2 separate regions of the Homo sapiens genome follow, and region 2 is linked to region 1. A link is a contact called in ENCODE Hi-C or POLR2A ChIA-PET data. All regions are on one chromosome and are shown on one strand. Each heading gives the region's core, a stretch centred on a gene start or an enhancer-like site at or near the end of the contact. The rest is flanking DNA. Distances are from core to core; before and after follow the strand shown.

Region 1 (4,696 bases), core at 955-3,454:
GCTGCTAATAAAGACACACCCAAGACTGGGTAATTTATAAAGAAAAAGAGGTTTAATGGACTCACAGTTCCAAGTGGCTAGGGAGGTCTCATAATCATGGTGGAAGATGAAAGGCACATCTTACATGGAGGCAGGCAAGAGGGAATGAGAACCAAGTGTCTTACATGGTGGCAGGCAAAAGGGAATGAGAACCTCATAAAACCATCAGATTTCATGAGACTTATTCATTATGACGAGAACAGTATGGGGGAAACTGCCCCGACGATTCAATTATCTCCCACCAGGTCTCTGCCACAACACGTGAGAATTACGGGAGCTACAATTCAGGATGAGATTTGGGTAGGGAAACAACCAAACCGTATCATCTTCTTACATTTCCCCTGTTCCACTGTGAATAACAAACCTTTTCCTGCATTCAAAAACTTTAAGTTTTGGCCAAATTTTCACATATTCTTTCCTCACTTATGAAAAGTATAGATATAGACACAGAGATGTGTCTCAGTTATTATTAACATTTTCAGAGAAGATGAAAAAGGAGTTCAATGTGTCCTTTCCAGCCACTTTATTCCCCAGTTAATGTCCCTCAACAGAGCTTATTTACACGAACAGTTCTTAATGTACTGCTTTGAGGCCTGGCGCGGTGGCTCACCCTTATAAAGCCAGCAATTTGGGAGGCTGAGGTGGGTGTATCACTTGAGCCCAGGAGTTCAAGGCCAGCTTGGGCAACATGGCAAATCCCTGACTCTACCAAAAATACGAAAAATTAGCTGGGCATTGTGGCATGTGCCTGTAGTCCCAGCTACTGGGGAGGCTGAGGTGGGAGGATCATCTGAGCCTGGGAAGTTGAGTCTGCAGTGAGCCATGATTATGCCACTACACTCCAGCCTGAGACACAGAGTGAGACCATGTCTCAAAAAAAAAAATACTGGTTCGATTATTTTACTATTATTGTCAAATCTTGCTAAAATAATAATCATTAGCTGAGAAAATAAAATAGCATTCTGAAGGTGAAACACATTACAATTTTGTATATAATAATTTCTCACCATCTTTGGAGTAATGCTCCTAAAATACCAATAAAAGTATTATAATAATATTTAATAACAATGAAAATATATTTTTATTATTTAAAGTATAGTAAAAAAAATTCTTAAAAAAATCACTGTGTCCAGAACAAACCAGATTTGTCATTTTAAAGCCCTGCTCTGGCAGGTAGGTGATACTTTCTCAGTTCTGCAGAAAACACTGTGGAGACTGATTCTCCCACAAGAATTATATTCTGCAGTCTGTATTGCTTTCCAAGGATTTCAAAACAACCCTTCATGTCTTGAGGTATACTGTCTTTTGCATAAGAATTATTTTTATGTCATTTAATTTATGGTTTGTATGCTTCTCCTAATTGTCAGATACTAAGGGTCATATTTCTCTGGGCCTGATTTAATTATTTATGTCACTCAGGACACTTGGTTACAAATGGTGGGATCAGAACTGGAGCTAGTTTAAGCAATAAAAGGATATTTATTAGCTCGCTAGCCCCGACCCCCCCGCCCCATGCATGGGAAAAGTGGAGCTGGCTCAGGGAAGACTAGATCCAAAGAATCAGATAATGCTATTTTTCATTTCCAGATCTTTCATGGCCATGGGCATTTTCAGATTTATATTGCAATTGCACACCTAAAAAATGCAGGAGAGCAATTTTGGCAGCTCTATATTAGAAAACATTTGTGGAAGAATTAGAATTTGCCTGGTTTTGTCATCTGCCTATCCTTGGACCAGTCTCTGTGGCAAGAATGTGAAGCACTGTGGTTGGCACCTGGTAAGACTCTAATAGTTACTCCTCAAAAGTAAGAAGAGCTATTCTGGACATACATAGCAATAATATCCATGATCCCTTTATGAGAAGGTGTATAATTATAGATCTTCCTTTTTGGATTATTCTATAGATTGTCTCATGCTCAATAGTACTGAAAAGCAATAATTGGTGTCAAATTCTTTTGAGCAAAGAGACTGAACTAAAATGTGCCCACAGGAAAAAGATCATGAATTTTAACTTTGGCATACAAATTTTAAGCCTTGTTATCTCAAAACCACAACTGGCAGAAATGTAGCTTGGTGTGTGTCACTCTTCCAGCAATCCCCAACGAAAGCAGGAGCCTTGCATCAAATAAACACAAGCATCCACAGGCCACCCAGTGTACTGGCCTTTCTCTGATGGTACTCACCAGTTGAGTCATTATCTACATAGAGAAACCCAGCAAAAGCCTAGTTATACATGTAACTCATTTGTTATCCAAATCTTCACATTCAGAAATTATCAGTTCCTTGTCGACAGACTGACTGATGAAAGTTCCAAAAGGATTAGGATTCATTTTCTTTAAAATTTTTTTGGTTTTCATTTTCAAAAACTCTTGTCATGCTGCAGGGCTCCCCTCCCTACATTTTTGTTTCTTTTTGCCCAGACCTTGGAAACTGTCTGCAGTTTCAGGGAGCACTGCTTTATATTAACACTACTGCTTATCACAAGACAATAATAAATACACTTCTGTGTAGATTGAAGAATGTAAATGAAGATTAAGCCCACATTACTTAAAGTGGAAACTATGCCATCAAAACAGAAATAAATGGTTCAGCTCCACCTAGTTACCAGGGTCCCTGGTGGCTCCAGTGTGGTTCTGATTTTCAGCAACTGGGCCATGCTCTGGCCTTGGTCTGCCATCTTTTCTCAGAATGAATGCCAACCGCATTGGCAGAACACAATCGCCATCCATTGTGTTCGTACTTACGTTTTGTATAAGCCAGTTATTACAAACAGGTGTGAACCTTCCACTACCCTCCTCATGCTAGTCAATCTCTGATTTGTCACCTTTCTAGGAACACAGGGATTCCTTTGAAAATTATTCTATTGAAAAAAGATAGCATTTTAAGAAGACCACAAAATAGAGGGTGGGGCAGGAGCCAAGATGCCACATGAATTTTACTATGAAGGTCTGAGTGATTGGAGTGACTGGATGAATCAATGGCTGGTATTAAATTCACCTTATGTATCATGTATATCATATCATAGGGTCTTTTGATATTCTCTATATGTTTCAGGTGGGCAAAGATTCCCTCACTGCTCAGGCTCAAGTACATGGTATACAGAAATTGGGCTTTTGAATTCAGCCACTGGCAGAATCCTAGCTTTTCTTCTTACTGACTCTAAGAACTCGGGCAAGTTTCTCAGCCCTCATAAGCCACAATTTCCTCAACTGTAAAATGGGTCTTATAGTTGGGTGGTGTCAGCACTAATGAGACAATATAAACATAACATTTGACAAAGCTCAATAACAGAAGCTGCAATAGCTAAGCTCTAAATAAAACCCCAAATGATCTTAAGATCACAGTAATAAAGATGTTCTACAGGAGAAAAAAAGCACTTATTTAATGGGTTGTGCTGGGTAGACTGTGAAAAAGAGAAATATTAGACAACAGCCCTGCCTTCACCAGGCTCATCATCTAGCTGGGGGAGCCAAAGGTAACACACCATACTCAAAGGTAATGTGCAATACTCAACAGCAAAATAAAATATCAAATTACAGATGCTGACTGTGCATGTGAAAGTAGGTTAGAAGAGAGGATGGTTATTGGAAGTTAGACTAGTGCTTCCTAAACTATAGGCCTTGTGATGGCAGGAACATTGTCAGTTGTGTCCAGGGCTCTATCCTCAACAACTAGACCAGCACCCGGCTCTTAGTGCATGGCCAATAACTATCTATTGAGTAAATGGATGAACAAATGAATTATTTGAATAACTAGTTGAAAAGACCTGGACTTGGAATATAAAGACGGGTTTGAACCTCTGCTTCATAGCTCTGTCGCCATAGATAACTTTCTTAACTTCTCTGAACCTCAGTTGCTTTGTCTGTAAAATGGTTGTATCATCCTTGCCCACTCCATTAGGTTGTCATACAAATAGACAACACATTTTGTGTGAAAGGAACTGATCCACAGCAGGCATTTGAAAAATGGCAGTAAAAATGCAGTTGTTAGGTGGAACTGGAAGCTTTAGAATGGGTAGAAATTTGGACAGGTGGAAAGGAGCAATTTTAAGACTGCATTCACCCATATGTCCCTTAACTTGGGTTCCAAGACTAATAACGGCATCCAGGGAATAAGGGATGGATGGCTGTTTTTCTTTCCCGCCATGATAACCAACGGCACATGCCCCGTTGCTGTTAACAAGATCAGTAAACTTGCCACATTCAGAAATCGACAATTAACCCCTTTTACAACACTTAAAGTCACAGGCCTTTCTGTTTTATATGGCCAAGCAGGCTGCTGAGCACATGGTTTTTATTATTGCCCTCCCCCAACTTAAAAAAAAACTAATAATAATTTAGCACCTTATAGAACCTGTCCCTTTCTTAATGATTTTGCAGGGAAGCTCTGTGCACTGCAGCTGTCTTTGCAAGGGCCACCTCCAGGTCTGCCCTCCTTGCTGCTTGGGGAAACTATATTATCTTTAGTCCTGCTTACCTTTCTAAATGTTTTATGGTTTACAGCTGTGGTGAAAAGCATTTTGGGGTCGGCAGAGATTTATTCCCCTTTTTAATGTTTTTACTAGGCTGAATAAACACATTCTCAAAGAATGAAACCTCTGGCCATGTTGGGAATATGGAAAGCTGGGCAACACTCTGTAATGGCAGCTCTCTTGTGA
Region 2 (5,366 bases), core at 922-3,421, 140 kb after region 1:
ACCTAGTTCTGCTTTTCTCAATTTCTAGGACCTTCCTCGAAAAGGCCCAGCATGTTCCTGTTTGGGGGCCTTTCTATTTGCTATTCCACCACCTGGAGTATTCTTCCCCCATATGGCCCACTCTCTCACCTCCTCCAGATCTCAGCTCAGACCAGAACTGTGAGAGCCCTTCCTTTCCCATCCCTTACAAAACAGCTACACTTTACCACCCCATCGTACCCTAACCCTATATCCCCCCTTGACCTATTTCATTTTTAACCATTGTCACCTGGGACATTATATAGGTATTTGTTTATTTTCTGTTTCTCTTTACTAGAATGGATGCTCCACTAGGACAGGGACCTTATTTTTTTCATAGTAGTGCCTGGCACTCAGTAAATTGATATTTAATAAATGAACCAATGAATGAATGAATCTACTATTAAACTCCATCTTAAGCACAGCTCGTCTACACCAATTTTCTTTTTTCTTAAGGCTCTTAGACTACACCAAGCTTGTTCCCTACTTCAGCATATTTGTACTTCTGGTTCTCAGGGGCAGATCCAGGTTTTATGGGGTCTAAAGCTTCTATAACTAGGTGTGGGTAGGCAGAGTGGGCAGCATGTGGGCTGGTGGTGAGGGGGGGGTGTCTTTAAGAGAAATTACAAATGCAAAATAGCTAAGGCCCCTCCTAGGCCCCTGGAGAGGCATAAAGGGTGGAGCCCAGAACGTCATCTTCATGGCTCCCTGGGAAATCCTCCCACACACATTCCTATTCCCTTTGCCTCTGTGTGAGAGATCATTCTCTCTCAGGTCTCCTGATGGCACCTGCTGTGCCAGCCAGGCCTCCGTTCAAAGTTGTCCCCTCCTCAGAGACGAGTTCTCCCCAGCCCCCCTCTTTTACCCTATTTTCCTCATATCACTTTCATTGACTGACATGATCTGTATTAGTATTTCATTTAGTTGCTTATTATCTGTCTTTACCACAAGAACGTCAGCTCTTAAGGGACTTTGGTGCAACAGTGTAGGGTGCCTGGAACAATGCCTGCCTCATAGTCATGCTCTAAAAAGCTTTGCTGCAAAAGAAAACAAGCCCAACAGCCACCTCCCACATTCTCTGAAAACCCAAATGATAAATTAGATCCTGGTAAAGAAATTAACTGTCCTCTTTACCTCCCTTCTCTGTGACCTCTGAGGTGAGCCATGGTCATTCTTTTGCTAACAACCACAGACAAGGAACCACTTACTGGCTCTTGCAGAGCTCCTTCTACTTCAGCCAATCCCCAAAGAGAACTTCCTGCTCCTAAAGGATGAAAAGTTCAGGGCTTTATTTCACATGTTATTTTTGAATTTGCTAGGATTTTCTAGTAAATGTAGTAAAGAGTATTGTTCGATGAAGGTTTTTGGTTGTATTTTCATCATCCTTTCCCATGATGAGTGGTAATCTCACCTGTGTAGGTGTATAGCTTTGATGAAATTTCAATGTCATTTTCTGCTCCCTTCACTGTGGTATCAAAATAGTTTAACTCTTGCAGGGAATCTCTCATGTATTCCCCTTAAAAGTGTTTGATAGCTCACTGGCTCCCAAATCTGGCTGCCCTTGCATTCACCTGTGGTGCTTGTTAAAAACAAACATTTGGGGAACTTGCCCTAGGTCTGTCAGAGGCCTTGGAACCAGAGTGACTCCATCTTGAATAGGCATTGGGTAAAATGAGGCTGAAAGCTCCTGCCCTGTATTCCCAGGAGGTTAAGCATTCAGAGTCACAGGATGACATTGGAGGTTGGCACAAAATACAGGTCACAAAAACCCTGCTACTAAAACAGGATGCAGTAAAGAAGGCAGCCAAAACCAAGATGGCGATGAAAGTGACCTCTGGTCGTCCTCACTGGTCATTATATGTGAATTATAATGCATTACCATACTTAAACTCCCACCAGCACCACAGCAGTTTACAAATGCCATGGCAACATCTGGAAGTTACCCTATATGGTCTGAAAGGAAGAATTCCCAGAAAACTCATGAATAATCCACCCCTAATATATCATATGATCAAGAAATAACCGTTAAAAACAGCCAAACAGCAGCCCTGGGGCTGCTCTGCCTATGGAGTGGTCATTCTTTTATTCCTTTAATTTCCTAATAAACTTGCTTTCACTTTAATCTGTGGACTTGCCTCGAATTCTGTCTTGCGCAAGATCCAAGAATCCTCTCATGGGGCCTGGATTGGGGCTGCTTTCTGGTAACTGGTCCACTTAATCAGAATCTCCAGAGGCTATCAGGACATTCCCTGTGTTTAACAAGCACCTCAGGTGATTCTGATGTTTAGCCAACTTTGGAAACTGCGGTGATTCTAACAGATTTGGATGAGAAAGGAATCTTCAAGATACTTACAAAACGAAGGTCAAGACAACTGGACCAACCCAGAAAACACAAGTATGTTTACGAATGTCGTCTAATGAAAAATGAAAACATTCACCCCACCTCCACCCCACACAAACCATTTTCCTTGATTTGTACAAGTTAGGGCACTGGCTGGACAGGGGCATTCAAGAAGGAAAAACTACTGAAGTCTCAAGTTCCCGGGCTACCCCCTTTGAGAAACTTAAGCATGTCTGAAAATGGCATGAAACCTTTTCAATTTTGAGACAATCAAGCAGGAGACTGAAGGAGTAAATTACTAAGCCCTTTGCACCTGGAGGAATTATGGCACTTTCCAGACACATTCTGTGAATGTGGGCCAGCTCCTGGAGGAGTGAAGCAGAAAGAAAATAGCACCCGTAAAAAGGAAACCCTCCAGGTAAGCTTGGGAAAGCTGCTGGAACACTCTAAGCCTCTGTTTCTTAATTCACAAAATGGGCAGAAAACCAGGCTATCTCACAGAATGAAATAAGTTCAGGTTTCTACAGAAACATTATTCAAATGTGGCTGTTCTCCTGCCTATCCCAAGCCAGGCTCAAATCTTCCACCTTAATGGAAGCTTACCCCATTACCTCCACTCAGGCAAAAACCTTTCCTTCTCTGGGGGGTGGGGAATGGAGTGGGAAAAAAGAAAGTCATTGGTAAGAAGGTAAGGAGCAATAGGTAATCAGGAAAAATCACCTGATGAAATTGAATTCGGACCTGATTTCGTCTATTTTAGCCTTTCCTTTTTTCTTTTCCATGTCCCCGACTTGCCCTAACCCCTTTCTGTGCAAGCACTCACTCCTGCCTTCTTTATATGGAATGGTTCAGATGCCTGAGCGGGGCTTGAGGAAAGTACACCTGGCTCACTGCAGTTCTGCACAGCACACTGGAGCACATGTAGGGTAGCTCATTAAGCATATTGTACAATGTCACAGAACATATCATGAGTTATAATGTCATAGCAATGAAAAATTTACTGTGTGTCTTAGTTCAGGCTGGCATAACAGAATATCATAGACCGTGTGGCTTATACACAACAGAAACTTAAATCTCACAGTTTTGGAGCCTGGGAAGTCTAAGATCAAGGCACCAGCAGAGGCAGATTCAGAGTCCAGTAAGGCCTCGCTTCCTGGTTCATACAGGGCTTTCTTTTTGCTGTAAATCTCATGGCAGAAAGAATAAGGGAGCTTTCTGGGCCTTCTTTTATAAGGACACTAATCCAATTCAGAAGGGCTTTGTCCTCATGACCTAATCACCTTCCAAAGGCCCCATCTCCTAATACCATCATATTGGGGGTTAGGGTTTCAATATAAGAATCCGTGGCAGCAGAGAGTGGACACAAACATTCAGTCAGCATTATGTATGTTCACTGGTTTCCAAACTTCATGGCCATCTTCTTTACTGAACATCTACTAGGCATTAGGGTTGGTACTGGGAATATGGTGGTGAGCAAATGAGACAAAAATATCTGGCTTATACCCTCTGGAAGTATCAGATTTCCCATAATATTATCAATATCAGTTATCAGGAAAAGAAACTCTCTTCTTTCCATTGAACTTTATAGTTAAGTATAGCAATCTCCAAATGTTTGTAAATCAGTAAAAAAAAAAAAAAAATTGGACCACAAACCTCTATTATATATGTATATTTATTTATTCAGAACTTACATACATGAAGTTCTGTACTATTATAGTATCTATTGTAAAACATCTACATAAAATAGAAATGTGTAGAGGATAAGATAATTTCTTTTCATTGTTTGTTTGTTTTATTATCTCAGGGGATCAACTTGCACAGGTCTAGAACAGTGTGGACTGGCTAAATCAATTTTAAATTCCACGTCAGTAACTTACTACCTGTGTGACCTTGGCCAAGTGATCTAACGATTCTGTGCGGCAGTTTTCTCTGTAAAGTGGAGAAAACAGCAGTACCCAATGCAGTGTTACTGACAGGGTAAAAATGAGATAATTTAGGTAAAGTATTTATTCCTGGCATATTATAAACACTCATAATGACAGCAACTATTAGCAACATAATATTATTATTACTAAGTGGTATCTGTTCACCAGCATGATTTCAGAAGACAGATTGTGTGTCTCCTAATATGAAATCCTAAAGGGTGGAGGATAGGCTTCATTGGTATCAGGTATCAGGAGGGCCAAGGGTTCAAGACCCAACTGGGGATCATATTCTCCACTGTAACAGATGCAGGTAGGACATTATGTCATGTGGTATATGTTCCCATTATAAATCTTCTTGCTTTAGCCCCCAGGAAGGTCTTCTAGCTGACACCAGCTCACACAGGTCTCAGCTATCACCTCCCGCCGGCCACCCCACCTCCTTCACAGTAAGCCCTCTTGGTTGATGGGGAGCCTGCAGTGGAGCTGGCTGGTACATACATTACAGGTTATTAAAGGGCATGGAAAAATGCTCAGGCTTCAATGCAGACCCAAGAGCAGTTTTCAAATTTCCCTGTTTGGATGGGAATGCTTTAACACTGAAGTATGTTTTCCTTGGCAGAGGTACCCTCCATTAGATGCAATTTCTTCCTGACATTTCAAGAATTGTTTTATGTCTGTGTTCTCTATAAGGAGTATCCATGGAGGTCAGAACGGAAATTATAGTTCTAAGAATGCCATATTAGCATAGATGGTAATGCATAAGCCCCAAGCTAAATATCCCCATTCTGGCTAGCCTGCCAGTGCGATGATTAACAAGTTGGGCTGCCATACAGGGGACTGTACTGGGCGCGCTCCCGGACTGCTGCTCCTGGGCCAACATGGGCAACGTGTGTTTAGTCTATCAGAGTATTTACTCAGGACGCCAATCACCGTGGAACCGAGACAGCAGTCTGAGAGAGGACTCCCTGAATCCCCTGGAGAACACGGGTCAGGAGAAGTAGATCTATTTTTTCACAAGATTCCTTTCCCAGCCTAATGTAGCCTCCACTGGCAGGAAGGATTTGGTATGCTGGTGAATCATG

What was found. Hi-C counts contacts between places; a loop is a spot of excess contacts on that map. ChIA-PET counts read pairs that join two places held with the same protein, here RNA polymerase II (POLR2A).
Region 2: a map of adrenal gland shows a loop between it and region 1 (1.9-fold over the local background). The contact joins two enhancer-like sites. A Hi-C loop is called at or near these places in 1 of 168 maps with a recorded cell type or tissue (adrenal gland). POLR2A ChIA-PET finds 5 or more read pairs at or near these places in 4 of 52 experiments (BJ, MCF 10A, PC-9 and 1 more).

Annotation. Positions count from the first base shown.
Region 1 is chr1:64,085,444-64,090,139 of GRCh38, reverse strand. The region is part of intron 4 of ROR1 (receptor tyrosine kinase like orphan receptor 1); the gene reads right to left. Among named protein-coding and RNA genes, the nearest start is that of ROR1-AS1, 24 kb to the left of the region's middle. Within about 2 kb of position 2,204, at least 2 of the 41 ENCODE cell types and tissues checked have a DNase peak (open chromatin) inside an H3K27ac peak, as active enhancers do.
Region 2 is chr1:63,946,969-63,952,334 of GRCh38, reverse strand. All of the region lies in intron 1 of ROR1 (receptor tyrosine kinase like orphan receptor 1), which reads right to left. Among named protein-coding and RNA genes, the nearest start is that of ROR1-AS1, 160 kb to the left of the region's middle. Within about 2 kb of position 2,171, at least 6 of the 41 ENCODE cell types and tissues checked have a DNase peak (open chromatin) inside an H3K27ac peak, as active enhancers do.